3 separate regions of the Mus musculus genome follow, and all the other regions are linked to region 2. The links are chromatin loops, found by intact Hi-C in ENCODE. Cell type or tissue: heart. All regions are shown on one strand.

Evidence for each region. A loop is a pair of places that touch in the nucleus more often than their neighbours do. Peaks named below come from ENCODE experiments on the same cell type or tissue, not always from the same donor. Only the 100,000 strongest peaks of a DNase experiment are listed, where the experiment ranks them.
Region 1: a loop joins it to region 2, with 6 times the contacts of the local background. A loop is called at or near these places in 13 of 42 quality-filtered maps.
Region 3: it touches region 2 in a loop (4-fold over the local background); 6 of 42 quality-filtered maps call a loop at or near these places.

Annotation. Positions count from the first base shown.
Region 1 is chr1:55,189,238-55,197,237 of GRCm38, reverse strand. It overlaps Rftn2 (raftlin family member 2), which reads left to right. Exons shown (of 9, transcript NM_028713.1): 6 at 1,601-1,722; 7 at 2,891-2,994. Among named protein-coding and RNA genes, the nearest start is that of Gm51743, 8.7 kb to the left of the region's middle. In heart, a CTCF peak has its summit at 4,242 (motif pointing left); a DNase peak (open chromatin) is centred at 3,707; H3K4me3 peaks cover 478 bases; H3K27ac peaks cover 2,349 bases.
Region 2 is chr1:55,379,063-55,387,062 of GRCm38, reverse strand. It overlaps the pseudogene Gm8531. Among named protein-coding and RNA genes, the nearest start is that of Boll, 19 kb to the right of the region's middle. In heart, a CTCF peak has its summit at 3,723 (motif pointing right); a DNase peak (open chromatin) is centred at 3,762.
Region 3 is chr1:55,081,995-55,089,994 of GRCm38, reverse strand. Hspd1 (heat shock protein 1 (chaperonin)) reads left to right here and starts at 2,063. Exons shown (of 12, transcript NM_010477.4): 1 at 2,063-2,216; 2 at 3,054-3,229; 3 at 5,210-5,462; 4 at 6,188-6,270; 5 at 6,833-6,928; 6 at 7,844-7,937. The coding sequence starts at 3,056. It overlaps Hspe1 (heat shock protein 1 (chaperonin 10)), which reads right to left and starts at 1,847. Exons shown (of 4, transcript NM_008303.4): 1 at 1,583-1,847; 2 at 780-944. The coding sequence starts at 1,585. In heart, CTCF peaks have their summits at 3,760 (motif pointing right) and 7,715 (motif pointing left); a DNase peak (open chromatin) is centred at 1,854; H3K4me3 peaks cover 4,498 bases; H3K27ac peaks cover 3,325 bases.

The sequences.
Region 1 (8,000 bases), 190 kb after region 2:
TATGTTCCTTAATAAAATATAAACATAAGGTGGAGATGATACTTGGAGCACATTAAGCGATATTCATCACCCAGTCAGGGTGGACAGGCTGAGAATGATGTAAGTTAATTGGAATATTTGGGGGAGCTGGGAGATGGCTTGTTTGGTTGGTTTGGTTTTGGTTTGGTTTGGTTTGGTTTGGTTTTTTCAAGTTGCAACAAAATGATTCTGTTTCCTATAACCGGCAGGGAAACTTGGATATGACAAGTGCTACATAAAACCCACAGTGTTTACCTAGCACAGGACCATGAGAAAAATGCCTTCTGTTGCAAAATAAGAGGCAAAAGAATTTCCATTAAATCCTTTAGTTAAGGCCAGGTGGCTATTGTCAACTATTCAAGAAAAATGCAGAGGGGACTTCCCTTAAAACTTCCTTCCCAGCAGGAGTCCTGGGACAATGACTTCTGTTAGCCGCTTCCTGTCGCTGTTGTGGGGACTTGGGAATTGTTCGGTGTTTATAGCATGTGTGTTACATGTGTGTACTTGCGCAAGCATTTGTATGTGGAGACTAGAGGTCAATGTCCAGTTATCTTTCTCTGTCACTCTCCACCTTATTTTGGGGAGCAGAGCCTCTCCCTGAACCTGGAGATTGTCATTTTGTCTAGGCTGTCAAAGTCATCTGCCTCCCCAGGGCTCTGCTTTTATGTGGTGTTGGGCTTAGTTTCCTGCCTATGCTTGCAAGGCAGGCAGGCGCTGTACCCACTGAGTCATCGCCTACCCTGTGCTTAGAGGTTCTAAAGCTCTGGTTTTCATATTATACCTGCAAGTTCAAGAATGGACATTTTTCATGTTCCTGCTGGTTTGTATGATACACATCAGAAGCCAACCTTTTATTTCAAGGTGAAGGTCATCCCAGATGCTTCTTGAATAGACATTCCATTCTTGCTCACATTATTTAGCTTTGTTTCTGCTGTGGTAGTTCCATGTGTGTGTTTAATTTTAATTCAGTGAACTATAAACCTGTCTTTACCTATGGAGAAAAAGCAAATCTTAAAACAGAAGGACTCAACCAAAATACTTTTGTTTAAGTGAGTCTTCTCTATAGAGATTTTTATTTATGTTTCTGTGTCTGTGCGTGTGCACACATGCCCACTCATGTCTGTATATGTGCAAGTCCACATGGAATCCAAACGAGGGTATAGGATTCCCTGAAGCTCAAGCTACAGGCAATTGTGAGCTACCCAGTGTGGGTTCTGGGAACCGAACTCCATCCTCTGGAAGCAGCAAGCACACTTAACTGCTGAGCCATCTCTCCAGCCCGTCTTAATGTTTCAGAACAGCATTTCATGTATCCTAGGCTGGCCTGCAGCGTGTTGTGTGGCTGAGGATAACCTGAAGCTCCATAGCCTCCTGGCTCGGCTTCATAAATCCTGGGATTACACGTGGGAGCCGCTTTGCTCAGCCTCTGTCACTGATGCTGGGACATGCATCATGTAACCTGGGGCTACACACATGAGGAATGGCTTCCAGTCGACAAGATTTTCTCCCAGCTTGCCACCACGACCCTTGGAAGCAGCTGTAATGTACATATGACTCCTCTGAATGTATCCTTTCCCCACAGGGGACCAGTTACCTAAATCTTTGGAAGGCTTTTTTATCTACGAAGAAGAAGGATCTGGAGTCCCAGGTTCTAACAGGAGAGGAAACGACGCCATTGTGGTGGAGCAGTGGACAGTCATTGAGGTGAGCTGCAGATTCCAACAGTCTGCTTTCCTTTTGTGTGTGAGTTGATGAAAGCCCCCCATGGCCAGGCGCATGCTCAGACACAGATGGTCCACTCTCACAGAACCCTCAACAAAGAACCGACAGACTTCCTCCATATGCTGTACCCATGTTTTCAAACATTTCAGCAAAATAGCAAAAGTAACTGTCGGCACCTAGACAAAAGTAGGTTCCCCAAGTCTGCGAGTCTAGCCCTAGACAAGATCCCCTGGCTCAGAAATCCTCACTACAAAATGCCTTGGCAACTGGAAAATGCCTTGGCAACTGACTGGAAAGAGTAGTGTAGCCACTCATCCAGCCTTTCACCGCTGAGCAACCAGGATGGCAGGCTTGGTTTTAACCTTATGAATTGTTTTGTTTTGTTTTGTTTTGTTTTGAGTAAAAACATCCAAAGGTTTTTCTCTTACATACCAGGCCAGATGTGTACACACAGCACTGTCATAGTCAGAGGTGTTGCTGCGGCTGGGGTTGCGCATTTACAAATTCAGATGTCATCAACTACTGCCCTTGAAGTAGACAGATCCCTTTGGACCTCTGTTGAATGTACAAGGTCCTTACAGAGAACGTCTTTCAAGGAAACATTTTGACTTTCTGGCCTTACAAAGACCATAAAGGACAGAAGTCATTTTCAGAGAAATTGTAAAGCCCACGGAGGGAGCTGGGGAAGGTGGGTGGTGAGTAAAGCTGCGAGAGAAAACCTTCGCCAGCGCAGCGGAGCAAGAAGAGCGGCCACTCGGCCAGCCTGGCAGCTTCCCTCCCACCCCCAGCCTCCCATCCCAGGCCCAAGGCCACTGCTGAACCTACTTAGTAAGCCTCGTGGATCGGACGCCCTAGGGAGCTTTTAAAATGCAGATCCCCAGCTCCGCTCACTTTAGAATCTGAGAACCGTGGCTTTCCCAGGACCAAAGAAAGGCCAATGGCCACTGTCCACTCACTTGGTTTTAAGAAGGCAACAGTTGCAGAAAGTGACATTTTGGGGGCCCCATGGGCTCCATGACACTGTTCCACTGGACACAGGCCCCCCCCCACACACACACACACTACAACACTCATCAGCCCCTCATCCTCGCTACTGTGTGGCCAGCTGTCTTTGCTATTAGACTGTAAGCTCTTTTGCTTATTCACACAGGGCTGTGAAATTAAAACAGATTACGGCCCCCTGCTGCACACCCTGGCTGAGTTTGGATGGCTTCTGACAAGCGTGTTGCCTACCCCGATATTGAGACATGACAGGTAATGCCCGTGCATCCACCTGCACAGCTCATTCTACAACCTGCTCATTTGTGAGTAAATTAACCAATGCTGACTTAAGCCTACGAGAAATGCTTCTAGTGTGGTTTCATGGGATTTGGAGGTCAGCAGGTCCAGAGGGTGGGTCCCTGTCATTGGTATTGTCCCAAGGGCCTCAAATACACAGACATTTGAGAAATCTGCAGGGGCTTCTGAAAAACAAGAGTTCTCTGTCTGAGCCCTGGGTCTACACACACCGGTCGACACACCCCTCCTCAACAGCCTGTGTGTCTGTGCCTTCAAATCACTTTCTGGTTGTTCTGCTTGTGTTTGAGTCAAGGTCTCTCTCTCTCTCTCTCTCTCTCTCTCTCTCTCTCTCTCTCTCTCTGTAGCTCTGGCTATCCTGGAACTTACTTTGTAGAGCAGGCTGGCCTTGAACTCACAGCTATCCACCTGCCTCTGTGTCCTGAATGCTGGGATTAAAAGTGTCTGCCACCCCCATGTCCATTTTCTCCATCTCTTTGATGTTCTCCTAGGTGCACTTGGCCTGATACAGCTAGGCACAGACCTTCCGAAGTGTGGAAACCCTGAGTCTCTCCTTCCTCTTCCCCTGAGGAAAAGTATACTCCTTCCTTGCCATTCATTTGGGGATCCCAGCTGGGCTCACTTCTAAGTATTTCCCACAGTGCTCTGAATGAATGGGCAGGACATCTGGCAGCCAGCCCACTTCTGCTGAGCTCCAGTGGTATTTCCTGTATCCGGTCAGGACCAGTTTAGGAATGACAGGACTAAGCCTAAGGCTGGAACTAAAATATATTGTGATCCCAAGGATACCTTGAAGTGGGAGTAGGCTGAAACATGAAGCCAGACTCTGGCATTTTGTGCCCAAACTGCATGAGATCCTACCCTGCAACCAGTGCTCTGAAGACTCCCTCCAAACGCTGTATGAGGAGTAGCTATAAGGTTGCTCTAAGACAAAGAGAGGGAGAACGGTGCCAAAACTTTACCATCATACAGATTTCTCCTGCACCCAGATCCTATGGGCACTATGGAACCATGGAAGTGTTCCTCCTACCGTCTGAGAGGACTTATCTTTATATGCTATCAGAATGGCAAGGGGCTCATGGCTCACTAAATATGCATTGGGATGGCCCAGTGGTTATGAGTCCTGCTACTCTTCCAGAGGGCCCAGGTTTGAATCCTAGTTTCCATATGGTGGCTCAGTTTCAGAGGATCTGACGCCCTCTTCTGGCCTCCCCAGGTACTGCATTCATGCAGTATATTTACCTTGCAGACAAAACACCCGTACACAAAAAATAATTTTTAAATCTTTAACTTGCTAAGGGATTTTAAAGGTAAGTTTTAGGACAGTGTTAGAGAATAATACTGTGTGTATCCCAAGTGTATAGGTGTCAAATGTGTCTAGCAACCCTTGGACCAGCTTCACAGTGGTTCTAAAATATATTCAGTTCTGGAGACTATATGCTAGGGAAAGGGGGAGGGGGCTTCTTTGCTTCTATCCAGTTTCTTATTATTTAATGTTTTATAATAAACTGACACTCTCCAGAGTGTCAAAGAAAAAGTCTATCTACCAGTGAAAAACATCTGTGGCGTGCGTCTGATGCTGAAGTCATTTACAAGAGAGAGAGTCGTGTTTACATTTCATGTGGTGCAAACACATAGCCAGGAGCTTGCATTCTGGCTGGGGCCAGCCAAGCTCATGAATTCAGTAATTTAATACAGTAATTAAGCAACGAGGAACTTTAGTCCATAGGTTCCAAGGAAGTATTAAAGAAAAAAGATATTATGACTATAAAAATTAAGCTTGATGCTCTAGTCCTGAGGAGATCAAAGAGCAGCTTCACTGTTCAGTAAATCCTTTCCCAGGAGTCTGCTGCTGCGGCTGCTGCTGGGCAGAAGAGAGTAGGAAACGTTCCCGAGCAGCAGCCGCCCTGTGCGGGAAGGCAGACAATAGCTCCTCTCAGATGCCGGGAGCTTTGGATAACTTGTTTATTTTGTTCCTTGGGTCCTTCTGAGTTGTCACTGTGACAGGACGCCCAGGAAGGTGACTTAAAGGACAGACTTGCTCTGACTCCTCATCACTGCTCTGGTGTGAAGGCAGAAAGAACACTGCTCACCAGCAAGCCACGCCCTCCTTCCTCCAGCTATGCCCCTCCTCCCTGAGAACCCATTCAGCCATGAACTTATAAGTTGAGGGAGTTAGAACCCATAAGATCCAGTCAGTCTCTGCTGGACCACCACCTGGAGAAGCGTCACATATGAGCCTTTTCGGGAGAGACTTCATATCCAAGACACAACAAATATAAAACGAAGATGAAGTGTAATGCTGTTCACTGGTCAGGAGGATTTTTGAGAAAAATCCTCACCTGAACACATTTGGCTAATAAGTGAGGGGACTCTTTGATATACTAATATATGTGTTATAATATAATTATAATTATATAATAAATAAGAACTATTATCTGGGGATCTAACCCTTTAGCAGAACCAAATTCCTAAGAGGATGAAATCAGTTGTCCAATCAGGATAGGATGGCCTGTTCCAAATCAAAAGGTTCCAGAAGAGATAAGGTAGACAGTGCCCTGTGTGTAAGATCCGCACTGAGGGTCTTGAGCGATAGGGCAGCAGAAGTAAGTAGAATCATAAAGATGCATGTTTACAACCAGAAACACAAGTGTCACACTCTTTCTTTGGAGGCCCTGTGCCCGAAAAATCCATCACTAAGAGCCACAGTCTGTTAACAGTCCCCTCCTTGGAGACAGTATTTCAACTGTCTCTGCCAACTGTTGTCTAAGCTGTACCTGAATGGCTCACAGGGGATAGTCCCCTCATGACACCACAGCGTATGCACACACTCTCAGCGCTCTCTAGGTTGACGTCCCGTTTCCTAGGCAGTGGTACACCCCCAAGGTTTATAACAGAACTCTCAAGAAAGATCATGAGATCACGCACATGGTACAGCACGAGGCTGTAAGACGCCATGCCTATACCCTTTCAAGGTTGTTGCAGCCAGCCTGGGAACAAGGCAGATTCCTTTGTTATTGTTGGAATAACACTATCGTACCAGGAGCCCAATCCTTTTTCTACTAGAGAAGTCAAGGTGAGAGTTACCAGGAAGTTCTTCAAAAAAAAATAAACAGTTAAGGACCACATCCGCTGAGCTTACAGCTAATATTACAGCCTAAAGTGGGGAGGGACCTATAGAAACAGTTCAGTGGTTACGAGCACTTAATGCCCCTAGAGAGACCCTGGGTTCAGTTCCAAGAACCCACTGTAACTCCAGCTCTAGGGGATCCGATGCCCTTTCTGACCTGCACTGGGACCAGGTGTGCACGCGGCACATTCACATAAGTGCAGGCAGAGAACTCCCAGGAGCCTGTAATCTCAAGTGAAAGTCATCCCCAGCTACATAGGGAGTTCAAGACCAGCCTGGGCTCCATGGAGCCCTGTCTGAAAACAAAGAAACAGAAAACAGCAGCCTGGCTCTGCTCCACCCTAACAGCTGTAGCCTCCCCACCGGACCAGTGACCACCTCATCCAGAGGCATTCACTTGGTTTACAGGACCAGGAGTAAATTCACTATTAATCTGTGCCCTTAAAACAATTGCTGTGGGTACTGGAGAGGACTCTGTGGTTAAGAGTACTGACCACTCTTCAAGGGGACCAGGGTTCAGCTCCCAGCACCCACATGGAGGCATATGACCGCCAAAACACCCATACACATAAAGTAGAATGAATAACAAAATCTCAGAAAAAAAATTGCTGTGACTACAACACATAAGAAGTGCATTAAACACAAGTACATAGACTGCACCTGTGCACTCACTCCGGCCAACAAGCGGGGTTAGGCATCGTGGAGCGCCTCCCGTGTTGCTCCACTGACGACTTTTGTCTGTGTGTAGCAATGTGGGTGTGCATCTGCCTGCTGTAGTGTGCTCACCCTGTGATGGTGCTCCTGACCAGTCCCTCTTAGCTCAAGTAGAAACCCTGGTGTGCACCCACTGGGCTTTCTGTAAGTGCAAGTGCTAGGCTGGGCATTTGTTTCACTTGGCTACATAAATGTGAAGCCAACCCAAATAGGTGGCTTCTGGTTTCCTTGGAAGCCCAGAGGTAGTGGGGTAGGGTATTCCTCTTGCTCAAGCATGAATTACTGCTGTACTCCAAAATGGCACCATTCTGGGAAGTATGTAGTGATCTGTGTGGTTTTCGGGTGAGTTTTGTTTGTTTTGTTTTGTTTGTGTTTTTAGATTGCTGTTGTTGTTGTTGTTGTGTTTGTGTGTACACACCTGAATATGCATCTATGTGCCATTTGCATGCAGGATCACCTGGAACTGAAGTTAGGCAGTTGTCACCCACCGTCTGGGTGCTGGGAGTCAAACCCAAGTGCTCTGGATGAGCCACAAGTGCTCTTAACGACTGACCCATCTCTCCAGCCTCTTTTATTTATAGTTTTAATTGGGACTGAAGCTAAGAACATTTTCATTCCATGGATCACCTGGGTTCTGTAGTCAAGTACCTGTTAGAATCTTTTGCTCACATTAAGTTTATATTTATAAATTATTTAAAGTTAGATGAGAGCCTTTTATCAGTTATATATTCCAACTTTCAATATGTCTGTAACTTGTCTTTTTTTTTTTTTTTTTTTTTTTTTGGTTTTTGGTTTTTGAGACAGGGTTTCTCTGTGTAGCCTTGGCTGTCCTGGAACTCATTTTGTAGACCAGGCTGGCCTCGAACTCAGAAATTCACCTGCCTCTGCCTCCCAAGTGCTGGGATTAAAGGCGTGCGCCACCACTGCCCATCGTAACTTGTCTTTTTTCTCCCTGCTCTCTTTATGGTCTGTCGCTGTCTGTGTCTGTGTCTGTGTCTGTCTCTGTGTCTGTCTCTGTCTCTGTCTGACTGTATCTGTGTCTGTCTCTGTCTCTGTCTGTGTCTGTGTCTGTGTCTGACTGTGTCTGTGTCTGTATCTGTCTCTGTCTGACTGTGTCTGT
Region 2 (8,000 bases):
AAAGAAGATCTCAGAAGATGGAAAGATCTCCCATTCTCATGGATTGGCAGGATCAACATTGTAAAAATGGCTATCTTGCCAAAAGCAATCTACAGATTCAATGCAATCCCCATCAAAATTCCAACTCAATTCTTCAACGAATTAGAAAGGGCAATCGGCAGATTCATCTGGAATAAAAAAAACCGAGGATAGCAAAAACTCTTCTCAAGGATAAAAGAACCTCTGGTGGAATCACCATGCCGGACCTAAAACTGTAGTACAGAGCAATTGTGATCAAAACTGCATGGTACTGGTATAGCGACAGACAAGTAGACCAATGGAACAGAATTGAAGACCCAGAGATGAATCCACACACCTATGGTCACTTGATCTTTGACAAGGGAGCTAAAACCATCCAGTGGAAAAAAGACAGCATTTTCAACAAATGGTGCTGGCACAACTGGCGGTTATCATGTAGAAGAATGCGAATTGATCCATTTCTATCTCCTTGTACTAAGGTCATATCTAAGTGGATTAAGGAACTCCACATAAAACCAGAGACACTGAAACTTATAGAGGAGAAAGTAGGGAAAAGCCTTGAAGATATGGGTACAGGGGAAAAATTCCTGAACAGAACAACAATGGCTTGTGCTGTAAGATCAAGAATCGATAAATGGGACCTCATAAAATTGCAAAGCTTCTGCAAAGCAAAAGACACCGTCTATAAGACAAAAAGTCCACCAACAGATTGGGAAAGGATCTTTACCTATCCCAAATCGGATAGGAGACTAATATCCAATATATATAAAGAACTCAAGAAGATGGACTCCAGAAAATCAAATAACCCCATTAAAAATGGGGCTCAGAGCTGAACAAAGAATTCTCACCTGAGGAATACCGAATGGCAGAGAAGCATCTGAAAAAATGTTCAACATCCTTAATCATCAGGGAAATGCAAATCAAAACAACACTAAGATTCCACTTCACTCCAGTCAGAATGGCTAAGATCAAAAACTCAGGTGACAGCAGATGCTGGCGAGGATGTGGAGAAAGGGGAACACTCCTCCATTGTTGGTGGGATTGCAAGCTTGTACAACCACTCTGGAAATCAGTCTGGCGGTTCCTCAGAAAATTGGACATAGTACTACCGGAGGATCCCGCAATACCTCTCCTGGGCATATATCCAGAAGATGTCCCAACCGGTAAGAAGAACACATGCTCCACTATGTTCATAGCAGCCTTATTTATAATAGCCAGAAGCTGGAAAGAACCCAGATACCCCTCAACAGAGGAATGGATACAGAAAATGTGGTACATTTACACAATGGAATACTACTCAGCTATTAAAAAAATGAATTTATGAAATTCCTAGGCAAATGGATGGACCTGGAGGGTATCATCCTGAGTGAAGTAACCCAATCACAAAGGAACTCGCACAATATGTACTCACTGATAAGTGGATATTAGCCCAGAAACTTAGGATACCCAAGATATAAGATACAACTTGCCAAACGCATGAAATTCAAGAAGAACGAAGACCAAAGTGTGGACACTCTACCCTTTCTTAGAAATGGGAACAAAACACCCATAGAAGGAGTTACAGAGACAAAATTTGGAGCTGTGACGAAAGGATGGACCATCTAGTGATTGCCATATGCAGGGATCCATCCCATAATCAGCTTCCAAATGCTGACACCATTGCATACACTAGCAAGATTTTGCTGAAAGGACCCAGATATAGCTCTTTCTTGTGAGACTATGCCGGGGCCTAGCAAACACAGAAGTGGATGATCACAGTCAGCTATTGGATGGGTCACACGGCCCCTTATGGAGGAGCTAGAGAAATTACCCAAGGAGCTAAAGGGAACTGCAACCCTATAGGTGGAACAACAATATGAACTAACCAGTACCCGGGAGCTCTTGTCCTTAGCTGCATATGTATCAAAAGATGGCCTAGTCGGTCATCACTGCAAAGAGAGGCCCATTGGACTTGCAAACTTTATATGCCCCAGTACAGGGGAACACCAGGGCCAAAAAGGGGCAGTGGGTGGGTAGGAGATTGGGGGGGTGGGTATGGGAGACCTTTGGGATAGCATTGAAAATGTAAATGAGGAAAATACCTAATAAAAAAAAAGGAAAAGAAAATAATAGCCAGAAGCTGGAAAGAACCCAGATGTCCCTCAACAGAGGAATGGATACAGAAAATGTGGTACATTTACACAATGGAGTACTGCTCAGCTATTAAAAACAATTAATTTATGAAATTCCTAGGCAAATTGATGAATCTGGACAGTATCATCCTGAGTGAGGTAACTCAATCACAAAAGAACTCACATGATATGGACTCACTGATAAGTGGATATTAACCCAGAAACTTAGAATACCCAAGATACAATTTGCAAAACACATGAAATTCAAGAAGAAGGAAGACCAAAGTGTGGACACTTTGCCCCTTCTTAGAATTGTGAACAAAACACCCATGGAAGGAGTTACAGAGACAAATTTTGGAGCTGAGACGAAAGGATGGACCATCTAGAGACTGCCGCACCTGGGGATCCATCCCATAATCAGCCTCCACACACAGACACTATTGCATATGCCAGCAAGATTTTGCTGAAAGGACCCAGATATAGCTGTCTCTTGGAAGGCTGTGCCGGGGCCTAGCAAACACAGAAGTGGATGCTCACAGTCAGCTATTGGATGGAACACATGGCTCTCAATGGAGGAGCTAGAGAAAGTACCCAAGGAGCTAAAGGGGTCTGCAACCCTATAGGTGGAACAACAATATGAACTCAGCAGTACCCCCCAGAGCTCGTGTCTCTAGCTGCATATGTAGCAGAAGATGGCCTGGTCAGCCATCATTGGAAAGAGAGGCCCATTGGTCTTGCAAACTTTATATGCTTCAGTACAGGGGAACGCCAGTGTCAAGAAGTGGGAGTGGGTGGGTAGGGGAATAGGGGGGAGGGTTTGGGGGACTTTTGGGATAGCATTGGAAATATAAATGAATAAAATACCTAATAAAAATGTTTTAAAAAAATAAATAAATGAAGGAAAAGGTAAAAAAAAAAAAAAGCAACAGTGGGTTTGGGAACTTCTGATTTCAAATACTGAACAAATGCCTGGTTGAGCACACAGAGCTAAGCTCATATTTCCTGCTTTTCTATATCAAATTATTGTTAATGAATAATAAATGAAAAACTTGTTAATGAAAAAACAAAACAAAAAAAACGAAATGTAAATGAAGAAAATACCTAATAAAAAAATTGGAAAAAAAAAAGCATAAAACAGAAGCATCCCAGAATTAAAGTCTACAAGGTTTCCATGCTATAAAAACTTGACAATTGCATACATAACTTTTGGATGCATGTAATTTCTGCTTTATACATTTTATCAAAGAAATGGGTTGCTTTTCCAACACTGATTTGAACATAGGAGGCTTTATGGTTGCCCTGCAGCCCTCAACTGGGCTTGGGGTTTATGGGATCTGCGGCTTCCCATGTCTTAGATTCCTAATTCTCTTTGTATTGGGGCCTCCTGGCTTGCTGTGTGGGTGCGACATTCGCTTCCTTTCTTCCACCAGGGAATTTGCGTTGAGGGTGGGCTGCTGCCTGTTTCTATAGCTGGCTTTTGTTTTCCAAGGCTCTTCAGCCCACAGGCGTGATTCCTAGGCAATTCAAAACCAAGCACTTTTACAATGAAGTTAACACAAACTGGGAAGTCTCCAGAGCAAGCGAGAGCCTGGCTGGCCAGCAGAGGGTGCTGGTGCACAAGAAGGGAGGTTCGTAAGGCCAAGCAGACAAGGGATCCCTGCCTGGCCCAACCTCAACAGGGGGAAAACCAAGACACTCCAAACCCATCATCCCCTCTGCCTGGCGCCTGGCAAATTTCAGTTTTAGATGACCCAGAGAGAACTGACCTCTACTTTGCCATTAAATTTCTTTCTTACCCTTAACGTTTGTTTTGTTATATGTTTAACGTGATTTTAAATTTATTTTAGTTTTTTTTAAAAAGCTTTCTTTTTTTATTATTACTCATCTATAATACGATTTTCTTCATTTTTTTTTTGTGCAATTGGATTTATTTCACCTTCGGCCGTCTGCTCTCTCAATTTCAAATATTTTTCAATTTAATTTTTTAAATTAAAAATAAAAGAAAGAAACTTTTAGGGAGAAGATACGAGAAGATGGAAAGATCTCCCAGGCTCATAATTCAGTAGGATTAAGATAGTAAAAATAACCGTATTACCAAAGCAATCTACAGATTCAATGCTGTCCTCAGCAAAATCCCAACACAATTCTTTACAGACCTTGAAAGCACAATGTTCAACTTCATGTGGAAAAACAAAAACCTCAGGATAGATAAAACAATCCTGTGCAATAAAAAAGGCTTCCAGAGGTGTCACCACCCTGATTTCAAGCTCAGCTGCAAAGCCAGAGTCTGGAACAAGCTCTGCACCATGTGCTGAGAAAAGTAGCAATGGTAGGCTTTCAGGGGCAAAACTCAGTTTTGCCTGGAAAAAGTTGCGTACTTTCTCTAATATTTACCTTTTTAAACTCTTCTCTAGTCTAAGGCCAGAAACTGCTGGCGTCTGGCGATTAACACCTGCTGATTAGCAGTGGGGAATTAAGTTAAAAAAATTGATAGCTCTGGCTCTTTGTTCTTTTCTCACAGGCCCCTCCCGGCTCCAGGGCTGGACTCATAGTTCGGTAACTCCTTGTGAGCCGCGTTACCAAAGAGAAAAGAAAAGAAGAAAAAGAAATCGCTGTCGAATGATATTCTGCTGTACTCATAGATTGGTGTCTAAAGAAGAGAGGATTCCTCCAGCAACTGATGGAAACAGATGTAGAAACCCACAGCCAAACATTAGGCAAAGCTTGAGGAATCCTTCAGAAGAGGAGGAGGACTATCCTAGAAACCAAACGAGACAAAGACACCACAAGAAAACCCACAGAATCGCACATTTGCGGGTCCCGGTGTATAGCGTGCCGCAATCACGGCTAGCCATCTGTAACTCAACAACGGCGCAAAGATGCCTACCCTGGGCCTGGGCACCTGAAAGTCCCCTTCTGGCCAGTGACTGAGGCTGTGAAGGTTGCGTAGGGTATCGCCACGCCACATTGACTGCTCTCAGGGGCACCAGAATGAGAAGGAGGTGGGAGTGGTCCTCCAGGAGAAGCTCAAGGAGAAGGTGGTGACTCGCCAGGACCTCTTCACCGTCATCGTGCTGTGGTGCACGTTCCACGACAAGAGCATGGTGAAAGGAGCCTGCCAGAAGATACTGAGCGACCTGCAGCGGGACTAGCTGGATCTCTGTCTTACTCACTGGCCCACGGGCTTCAAGCCTGGGCCCTACTCTTTCCCACTGGAAATATGATTCCTAGTGACAGTTGGCTATACAACAGCTAGTCGATGAAGGTTTGATAAAAGCAATCGGTGTCTCCAGCTTCAACTCTCTTCAGATTGAGAGGATCTTGAACAAACCTGGCTTAAAATATATGTCGGCGGTGAGCCAGATCGAGTGCCACCCGTGCCTAACTCAGGAGAAGCTGACTGAGTACTGCCGACAGACATCGCGTCGGCATACAGTCCCCTGGGTTCTCCTGACAGGCCCTGGGCCAAGCCTGAAGACCCGTCTCTCCTGGAGGATCCCAGGACCAAGGCAATTGCAGCCAAGTACAATACAACTACAGCCCAGGAGCTGATCCGGTTCCCCATTCAAAGGAACTTGGTAGTGATCCCCAATCTGAGACACCAGCTCGCATTGCTGAGGACTTTAAGGTCTTTTGACTTTGAGCAGAGCAGCGAGGACATGACCACTCAGCTACAACAGGAACTGGAGGGTGTGTGTCTTGATGAGCTGTGCCAACCACGAGAATGAACCCTTCCACACACAAGTCTGAAGCTGCAAAGCCCTGCTCCTCCCCAAGCGACTTACACCTGTTCATCTGCCCTTGCAGGTGTTCTGTGTCCTGTGTCCCTCGCCCTGGGTGGCACATTGCAAACCTTCCAGCCTTTCTTGGTCTTTCTTATTACCTACCTGGAGGTAAGAATACTAGAACCCTTTCCAACCAAAGAGAAGCAAGATTGATAGCCCAAGTTGTGCCACTAACACTTAAATTTGAGTGCTTAGAACTGTAATCCTATAAGTCAGACTTCTTGCCTCAAATAAAAACTGCTTTTGTGGAAGAAAAGAAAGAAAGGAAGAGAGGGGGGGAAGGGGGCAGGGGGAGCAGGGGCTGCCTGACTCTTTTCCTGTCTTTTGCCTTTTGTGACCCTTTTCCTCAAACTGGGTTGGCTCATCCGGCTTTACTATGAAAGGAAGTGTCTAGTCATATTGTAACTTTCTTACACCATGTTTGGTTGCTATTCATAGGAGGCCTGCCCTTCTCTGAATAGAAGAAAGAGGAGATGTGGTAGGGGAGGGGCAAAGGACTGTGGTGGGGATGTAAATAGTAATAAAATTAATAATGATGATAATAATAATAATAAAAGCTCTCAGGACAAAAACAAGACCGGTGTCTTGTTTTACCTTACCAACAAGGAGCCAAAGCCCAGCAGTGAGCCTCATTAATCTCTATTGTCTAAAGTTTAAAAAGTCAAATGATGGGTGTGGTGGTTTGAAAGAAAATGGGCCCTTAAACTCACCAAGAGTTTTGGTGAATCCACTATTGTCCGAGCAGATTCAGTGTAGTTGAAAGAAATGTATCACTGGGGGTGGGCATTGAGATCTCAGATGTTCACCTAGGGCCAGTTGGCATTCTCACATTCTGATGTCTGCCACTCAGTTGTAGAACTCTTGGCTTCCTCTCCAGCACCATGGCTGCCTGTATGCCACTATGCTACTATGTTACAGGTCATGATGACAACAGGCTAAGCCTGTGATCTGTAAGTCAGCTCCAATTAAATGCTTTCCTTTATAAGACTTGTCGTGGTCATGGTGTCTTGTCACAGCAATGAAACCCTAAGACAATGAGGATTACAGGTAAAGTGCACAGTGGGGTGAGGGGTCACTAGTGAATTCATTATCTTAACCTACAAGTAAGTCTTGAGTTCCTACCTCACTCTGGGCAGCAGGCTCTGTTTTCTGCCTCTCTGTTTCTTCCCCTTCCATCTCTCTCATTAGGATCTAGCTGTGTTACTCAGGCTAACCTGAACTCAAGATCCTCCTGTCTCCTCATTCCAACTGCTAGAATTAAGGATATTTGCCCTCATATTCAAGTATATCAGTGGTTCTCAAACTCCCTACTGCTATGACCCTTTAGGGGCCTCACGTTGTGGTGATCCCCTAACCATAAAATTATTTCAGTGCTACTTCATAACTGTAATCATAAACTACATATTTGATATGCAGGATATCTGATATGTGACCCCTGTGAAAGGGTCATTCAAATCTTTTTTTAATTATTTATTATATTAGGTATTTTCTTCATTTACATTTCAAATGCTATCCCAAAATTCCCCCATACCTTCCCACCCACTCCCCTACCCACCCACTCCCACTTCTTGGCCCTGGTATTCCCCTGTACTGAGGCATAGAAAGTTTGCAAGACCAAGGGGCCTCTCTTCCCAATGATGGCCGACTAGGCCATCTTCTGCTACATATGCAGCTAGAGACACGAGCTCTGGGGGTACTGGTTAGTTCATATTGTTGTTCCACCTATAGGGTTGCAGACCCATTTAGCTCCTAGGGTACATTCTCTAGATCCTCCATTGGGGGCCCTGTGTTCCATCCAATAGATGACTATGAGCATCCACTTCTGTGTTTTCCAGGCACTGGCATAGCCTCAGAAGAGACAGCTATACCAGGGTCCTTTCAGCAAATCTTGCTAGTGTGTGCAATGGTGTCTGCGTTTGGAGGCTGATTATGGGATGGATGCCCAGGTGCAGCAGTCTCCAGATGGTCCATCTTTTCGTCTCAGCTCCAAAATTTGTCTCTGTAACTCCTTCCATGGGTGTTTTGTTCACAATTCTAAGAAGAGGCAAAGTGAGAACTTTGGGCTTCGTTCTTCTTGAGTTTCATG
Region 3 (8,000 bases), 300 kb after region 2:
TCAATTCCGGATCCTTCTACCTCAGCACTATACCCTTCTCCCAACCTGTGCTTAGAATTAGTTCTGTGCCTTATTAATAAATACCTCCTTCAGCTCTGAAATGGCCGTGGGGGTTTATCTACTTGCGCGATCTTTTTGTCTATTTAAAATTTGAAGAACAGGATATAAAATAGCTACAGAGGTTATTTCATATTGTAAGATTTTGTTTTACTTTTTTGGGACATGGTCTCATCCTGTACCTCCTGCTGGCCTAAAAAGATTCTACAGTCCACCTGCCTTAGGCTCCAAAGAACCTGGGCCACAGGCATGAGCCACCATCAAGGCAGGCACTTTTCAGCCTCTAGAGCTTGGGGCACTGCAGAGTTAGCTCAGTGGGTAAACAGGTAAGTAGACTTGCTATGAAAGTAGGGGAGCCCAAACCAGGATCCTAAAACTAGAGTAAAAAGGCTGTAACCCGCAACATGTTGAGGCCCAGAAACCAGACTAGTCAACACTTTACCCCAAAGGAGTAAGGTGGAGATGCCCCTGCTACACAGCATATAGACATGTGCAAACACGTCACACAAATACCTTTTGCCTTTCTTCAGAAACATAAAATAATTCTAAAACAATATAAAACAGTCATTTTCCTGAATGGGAGGTTCTTTGTGAATTGAAATTTGACTTGAAATTCTTCCCCCCAAAAATGCCATTGTAATTCATTTTTTTAATTACCAAAGGAATTCCCCTCCTTCCACATCACACTGGAATTCAGTACCACTCCAGGGGCACCAGTTTACCTTTCCTTTCCCTCCTGACCCCACAGCCACGACCGTTGCTTGCAACACTTTTCCTTGAGACTTTTCTGGAAGCATAATGCCACCTTTGGTTACAGTTTCGGCAGCACTCCTTTCAACCAATACTCTGTCAAAGAGCGGAAGAAACTTCCTAAAAGCTTGTCCAGCCTGTGGAGAGAAATGTGATCAAACAGAGTGTAAGTTCGAAGTGTCAGAACACGAACAGTTAAGACCACCGCAAGCCTTAACTCTCAACAGGTCAAAACTGACCTGTTCCAAAAAGGACAAGAAAATTCAAGTGTACTTTTAGAATATACTCAGTGTTCCACTCTATATAGGACAAACTGAGTTTCATTTCCCTGTCTGGTGTGTGTGTGTGTGTGGTGGTGGTGGTGGGGGGGGGTCTTCATTACTAATCAGCAATCGCCACCTTGATCTATTCCAAGGTCAAACATTTCTTTAATTTTTTTAAAAATTCGAATAACGGGGGAGTGGCGTCACTTTTCGAGCCTGGATCTTAGTCTTTCTCCAACATAGGACACATCCACTGAAGCCCTGCCAGGGCAGGTGGGCTTCTGCGTGTGCATCGGGTTCCCGCCCCCTGCCCCAGACGCTTTGTCGCACACGTGCGTGCGGCAAAGCCATGGTGGAGAGAGAAATGGCCTCGCTTCTGCAGAGCCATGGGCGGACACCGGACACTGACCAGACCCCGGACCCCTGTCCTATTAGTCCCAAAGCGCACAAGGGTTCGCCGTGGGCCGCAGGCCGAACTGGACCCGCAGGCCTGCCAACCACGAGACACTCACCATGACTCTCGCCTTCGCCGCCACCACCGCAGCTCCGGACTCTGAACTCGGGCCGCTGCTGCAAGGAGAGTCCTGCTGGCCGGCTGGGACACGTGAAAAGGCCGCGCAGCGCGCAGGCGCACTCAGCCCCCCGAGCGTGAGAGGGGGCGGCCACGCCGACGCGCGCGCCGATTGGTGGCGAGGGCTCCGCGCAAGGGGGCCGACGCGGGCGGCCGGAGGCGGAAGAAAAGGGGAGCACTTTCTAGGCTTTTCCAGGCCGGCCGCCGAGGTGAAAGAACGAGCCCCCCTCCCGGAAATGACGCCACTTGACCTTTCACCCACGGGACGCGCGGGGCCTTCCGGAAGGTTCTAGAACGGACCGTGGCCCAGGAACCAGCGTAGGGCGGCGGGAGAGGGCTGAGGCCGCAGAGCTGAGGCGGCTCTGGTACGGAGGGCGGGGCCGCGCGCGCCGCATGCAGATTGCAGGGCCCCGGCGTGGGAGAGAGCGGGGGGCGCGCGCGCGCACACGCGGGGCCGCGGGGCGGGGCGGGGAGGGAGGGGACTCGGGCTCATTGCGGTGCGCGCCCAGAGCTGGGTCCCTCACTCGCCGCAGACGGCCTGCCTCGCCTCGTGCTCTCCTGCCGCCGCCCCGCAGGTACGCGGCCTCGGCGTGCAGGGCGCCCCGGCGCTCGCGGGGGGCTGCTTGCAGCGCGGACCGAGCACGGAGGACTAGGGGGAGAAGTCTGGCAGCGACGCCGCAGGCTCGGCTCACTTGTCCAGGCCCAGCGGGGCCACGCTGGTTTCATCACGTGTGGCGGGGACCACGCGATCCAGGCCGAGCGCCGGAGCAAGGGCGGGCTAGGGTGGAAGCAACTTGGGCCCTCTGGTGCCACCTGCGCCTGGCGCACTGCAGGACTCTGTGGGAGGGTGGTCGGGGTCCTTTAGTCCCCGGTGGCCGCGGCGGTCCGGTGTTCACTTTGACCTTGCTCGGGGCTCCTGGTCGGGAAGACACGTGGGGCCGCGAGGCTGGACTGACCTACTGTCTTTTCCTCCGGCCTTGCTAGCTGCTGTGTTACCGTAGCTTCGGGTGGATACCTGGCGACACACTCAGAGGGTTTTGCACCGTCATGAGTACTTCTGTAGTTCTCTAGGCAATTGCATTTAGAACCTGCCTTGCTTGCACCAACTTGATTTTTTTCCTTTGGACACTTTTCGGAGTGGATCTGCTCCCAAGGCCGCTTTGGCAGTGAAAGATTAACTTGAGAGGGCAGAGTGGGTGGCCATGGGGATGTGGTTTTCTGTGCTTTGTGCTTATGCTGTTGGTCAGGCTTGGGGTCAGCCTCCATGATCAGTTGGCTAGCAGATTATGCCCTGAATCTGCAGCGCCCAGGCATGGTGGTTAGCAGAGGACAGCCCAGCTCCAATCTAGCCTCCCATGTTTTGAAGCACCGTTGGACAAGTTTGTAGTGATTTTTCTTTTTTCCTTCCCCAGAAATGCTTCGACTACCCACAGTCCTTCGCCAGATGAGACCAGTGTCCCGGGCACTGGCTCCTCATCTCACTCGGGCCTATGCCAAAGATGTAAAATTTGGTGCGGACGCTCGAGCCTTAATGCTTCAAGGTGTAGACCTTTTAGCAGATGCTGTAGCTGTTACAATGGGGCCAAAGGTACCAGTATACTTAAATGGTGTTAAAGAATATAGTAGCTGCAAGACAGCAATTTGTTATCAAGTTTTGTGAAAAATCTAATTTGCATGTGGTACAACTTAGTGGTCTAGAGGTGTTATTTAGTCAGGAGGTCTATTGGTCATTCTACCACCATGGTGTCCTTACTACTGCTCCAGGCGATTTGGGGGACTTTTGTACATTGTGATGTAATAGAGTAGTAATATCTCAAGGAGGATTTTCAAACTATAGTCATGATTTTGTGCATGCTTGCATTAAATTTTGGATCTCGTCCCAGTAGTTAGAGGGTATAGAGGGGAAAGTACAACTTAAGTCTAATAATACCTCAAAGTATATAGCTGTAATGTGAGAGTTCACTCATTGTGCTGAAATACTCCAACACATAAGGCAAAATGCACTAGCATAGAATCATTGGTTTCTGTGTTTTTTGTTTTGTTTTTTTAAGTAACTAAACCTTTTTTTTTCAAGATTTATTTATTATATGTAAGTACACTGTAGCTGTTTTCAGGCACACCAGAAGAGGGTGTCAGATCTCATTACGGGTGGTTGTGAGCCACCATGTGGTTGCTGGGATTTGAAGGTTGCTGGGACCTTCGGAAGAGCAGTCAGTGCTCTTACCCGCTGAGCCATCTTTACAAACTTTACTTTATGGGCTTTGTTGTTTGGGGGTTTTGTTTTTAAGACAGCATTTCTCCGGTAGCCTAGACTGTCCTGAGACTCAGAGCGATCCATCCACCAGCTTCTGCAACACATATCACCAGACTGTTTTCACTTGCCCTTGGGAGAAAACCTTTGTGGTCTTCCATTCGTCCCTTCATTGTACACCTCGTGATTGCTACAATTTTCACATTGCAAAAAAATTGTCCAGTTTTTGCTTTTGAGAGAGTCTCACTAGCTTAGTCTGAGTTCTAACTCCCTTGTGGCAAGGCTGTCCTTGAACAACTTACATCTCAAGTGTAGGAATTCAGTATTATACTCACAGGGTCTCTAACCATAGCTGGCCAAGTCAGCCTTGAACTCAGAGCAGTGCTAAGATCAGAGGTTGTGATCACACATTTGTGTGGCTGAATAGGGAGCTATAGTACTTTGAGGACACCATTGGATGTGGTGCACAGTCATTTTAAATTAATGCTAAACTGGTCTAAAGAGCTGCATAATCCCAACACTCAGGAGGCTTAGGCTGGTAGTTCTCTAAGTTTCAGGAAAGCATGGCAACAATAGAAATCCTGTCTTGAAAAACAAAACAACAAAAAAACCTGCATCTTTTTTTTTTTTCTCGTATTTTCCTCAATTACATTTCCAATGCTATCCCAAAAGTCTTCCACACATGCACCCCCCCCCCCAAAACCTGCATCTTTAAGAACTGTTTACATAGCTCAAGACAATAGAAGTTTGGTTCAAATCCAAAAGTTGCCAATACTTGTTGGTGTCATATTTGAAGTTTTTTATTGAGCGAACCAGAAAAGCACATTATCTTACTGGCTGATATTTAGTGAATGAATTTTAAAGCAAAACATGTTTTAAAAATAGTTCATAAGCAGGGCTGTAGTGGTAGTGGTGCATGCCTCTAATTCCAGCTAGCCTTTAGGAGGCAGAGGCAAGCAGATCTTTGTGTTTTGTGAGTTTGAGGACAGGAAAGGCTACACAGAAATGTCCTGTCTCAGAAAACAAAATAAACCTAGGTCATAGCCAAAACTCAAGTGCAAATGATGTGAAGAGTGTTCTGGGATTTGGCGATTAACATCTGTGCTTTCTTGTTTTATGGGTGGCATCTGTTAGTACCAGGGAATTCCTGTTGTGCTTCATTCAATGTTGGACTCCTGGCAAATGATCAGTGCTCATTTTTTATAGACCTAAGATGGTTGATTAACGTGGCTTTGAGATTCATGTTGCAGGATGGTTAAAAATGACAAATTTGAGGGTTATCATTGAGGGTTGCTTTTTTTTTCCCTGTCGCTGTAGGGAAGAACTGTGATTATTGAACAGAGTTGGGGAAGTCCCAAAGTAACAAAAGATGGGGTCACTGTTGCAAAGTCAATTGATTTAAAGGATAAATACAAAAATATTGGAGCTAAACTTGTTCAGGACGTTGCCAATAACACAAACGAAGAGGCTGGGGATGGCACCACCACTGCCACTGTTCTGGCACGATCTATTGCCAAGGAGGGCTTTGAGAAGATCAGCAAAGGGGCTAATCCAGTGGAAATCCGGAGAGGTAAGAGTATATCATTGATCTTATCCTGTAAAGAATTCTGTTGTCTTTATCTTTGTCCTTTTTATTACATTCGTTGTAGAGTTTGTGAGTGTTCATTCTTGGTGGAATTGCCCTTTCCTTACTTATGTGGGTTTCCAAGGTGGAACTGAGGCTTCATTCAGGCTTGTGGGTCAAGTACTTTTATCCCCTAGACCATCTTCCACATCTTGTTTTTTAACTTGTCTCAATTAATGGAAGTGAAAATTCAGGGTTCTCTGTAGACCAGGCTAGTTAGCTTCAAACTCAGAGATCTGCCTGCTTCTTCTGCCTTCAGAGTGCTAGGATTAAAGGTGGGCACTACCACACCCAGACCAAGACCCTGTACTCTTAACCTTTAAGCTATCTCTGCAGCCAAGAATGAGTAGGTCTTAGCCTTCCCTGGCATGGTGTCCTGTATAAATACATGCTGGTCTCAAATTTTTAGCCATTCTGTCTTAGTCTTTAGTCTTAGTCAGGTACTGGGATTACAGGTGTGAGCCACCACACAACATCTAGGTCAAGTTTTCAAAATGTTGTTGGTTTTCAACTTAATTATGAAATTCTGAGATTGATTGAGTGCATACTGTGTTGTTTGGTACAGTTAGGAGAGTGCTGGCACGAGGTTACATGTAAATGTTAAAAGAGTCTGTAAGTTTATACTTGGGGACCTTGATAAGCATTGTTAGTAACATACATTCTTGAACTAGGTGTGATGTTGGCTGTGGATGCTGTAATTGCTGAACTTAAGAAACAGTCTAAACCTGTGACAACCCCTGAAGAAATTGCTCAGGTAAGAATTTTACTAATTCAACCTATAGACCAGGTTGGCCTTGAACTCAAATTCCCCTGCCTCTGCCTCTGCCTCCAGAGTGTTTGGCTCATCACTGCCATGCCTACTAATTTGGATCTTAATAGGTGGCTTGTTGTTGTAGTTGTATGTGGCTGTAAGTAAGATTTGTGTTATTGTGCAGATATTCTTAGTGATATCAGTGTACTCTGTGCTGCGTGGGTTCAAACCTAGCCCTTGAAGCATAGCAGACAAGTATTTTTTTGTGTGTGCACCATATGCATGCCTGAACCCGTAGAAGGAGATGTTAGAGACAGTTGCCAGCCACTGTGTGGATGCTGGGTACTGACCTGAACAACAGCAAGTCATCTTAACCACTGAGCCATCTCTCCAGCCCCTTTAGTTTATTTATTCTTACTTTGTCAGATAATGGAAGGACTGAGGGTGTGTCTCCATTTAACCAGGACTTCATTAAAATTACTATTAACTGTAAAGTACTAGTATAGAGTGTCAAAGTTGAAAATACTAATCAGTATTTAATTTTGAAGTAACTTGGTTATTTCAGGTTGCTACAATTTCTGCAAATGGAGACAAAGACATTGGGAACATCATTTCTGATGCAATGAAAAAGGTTGGAAGAAAGGGTGTCATCACAGTGAAGGCAAGTATGGGATTTGATACGTTTTGATAGTACCTTCAATGGGGTATCTGTCACCTGTTTTCCAAATAAAAAACTTGAATCTCTTGTTTGTGCCCACACAATTCATTCCTCTGTCTTAACATCTGTAGTATGTGCTCACCATTAGTCTGAATCGGGAGCTTTGCCTCTTAACAATGAATTCATCTAACTTATTAGCTCTCCGCTAGCTGTAAATAGGCTGGTGCTTCACTCTGTAATCCTGGCTGGCCTGGAACTCTTAAGCTTCAACCTTAGAGGGATCCCTCTATCATCTCATGGGGACTAAAGGCATGTGCTCCTGTGCTCAGCTTTAGTGTGTGTCTTGAGATTTTGGTGGGAGTGTAGTTAAAGGTGCTGTGCAGCATTTCCATGTTGAACCCCTTAATGCCTATGCCATCTCTTGCTAGTTAGGTATATAATTTCAAGTGTTGGGTTTGCTCATGTTTATGAGACAGGGTCTTAACTTTGTAGATAGTCCAAAATAGGCTTGTGTTTGTTTTAAAAGATTTTTATTTTCTATGTATGAGTGTTTGTCTGCACACATGTGTATGTATGTGCACCATATGTGTACTGGGGCCTTGGAACCCAGAAGAAACAGCAGAATCCCTGGAGGTTGAGAGCCATTATGTAGGTGTGAGAACCTAACCCGGTTCTATTCAAGAAAAGCAAATGGGGCTGGAAAGTTGAATGGCTCAGAGTTCAATCCCCAGCACCCACATGCTGGTTTATGACCATCTATAATGGGATTTGGTGCCCTCTTCTGGCACACAGGTGTACATGGAGATAGAGTACATAAAATACATAAAATAAGCATATCTTAAAGAGAAGAACAGCAAGTGTTCTTAACCCCTGAGCCATCTTTAGGTTTAACTGGCCTCTAATTCTTTGACTTTGTAGGATGGAAAAACCCTGAATGATGAGCTAGAAATTATTGAAGGCATGAAGTTTGATAGAGGATATATTTCCCCGTATTTTATTAACACATCAAAAGGTAAGAGCTGGTCCAGAGATGAAATCTTTACACTATACTTTAAGCTATAAACTTACTGTCAGC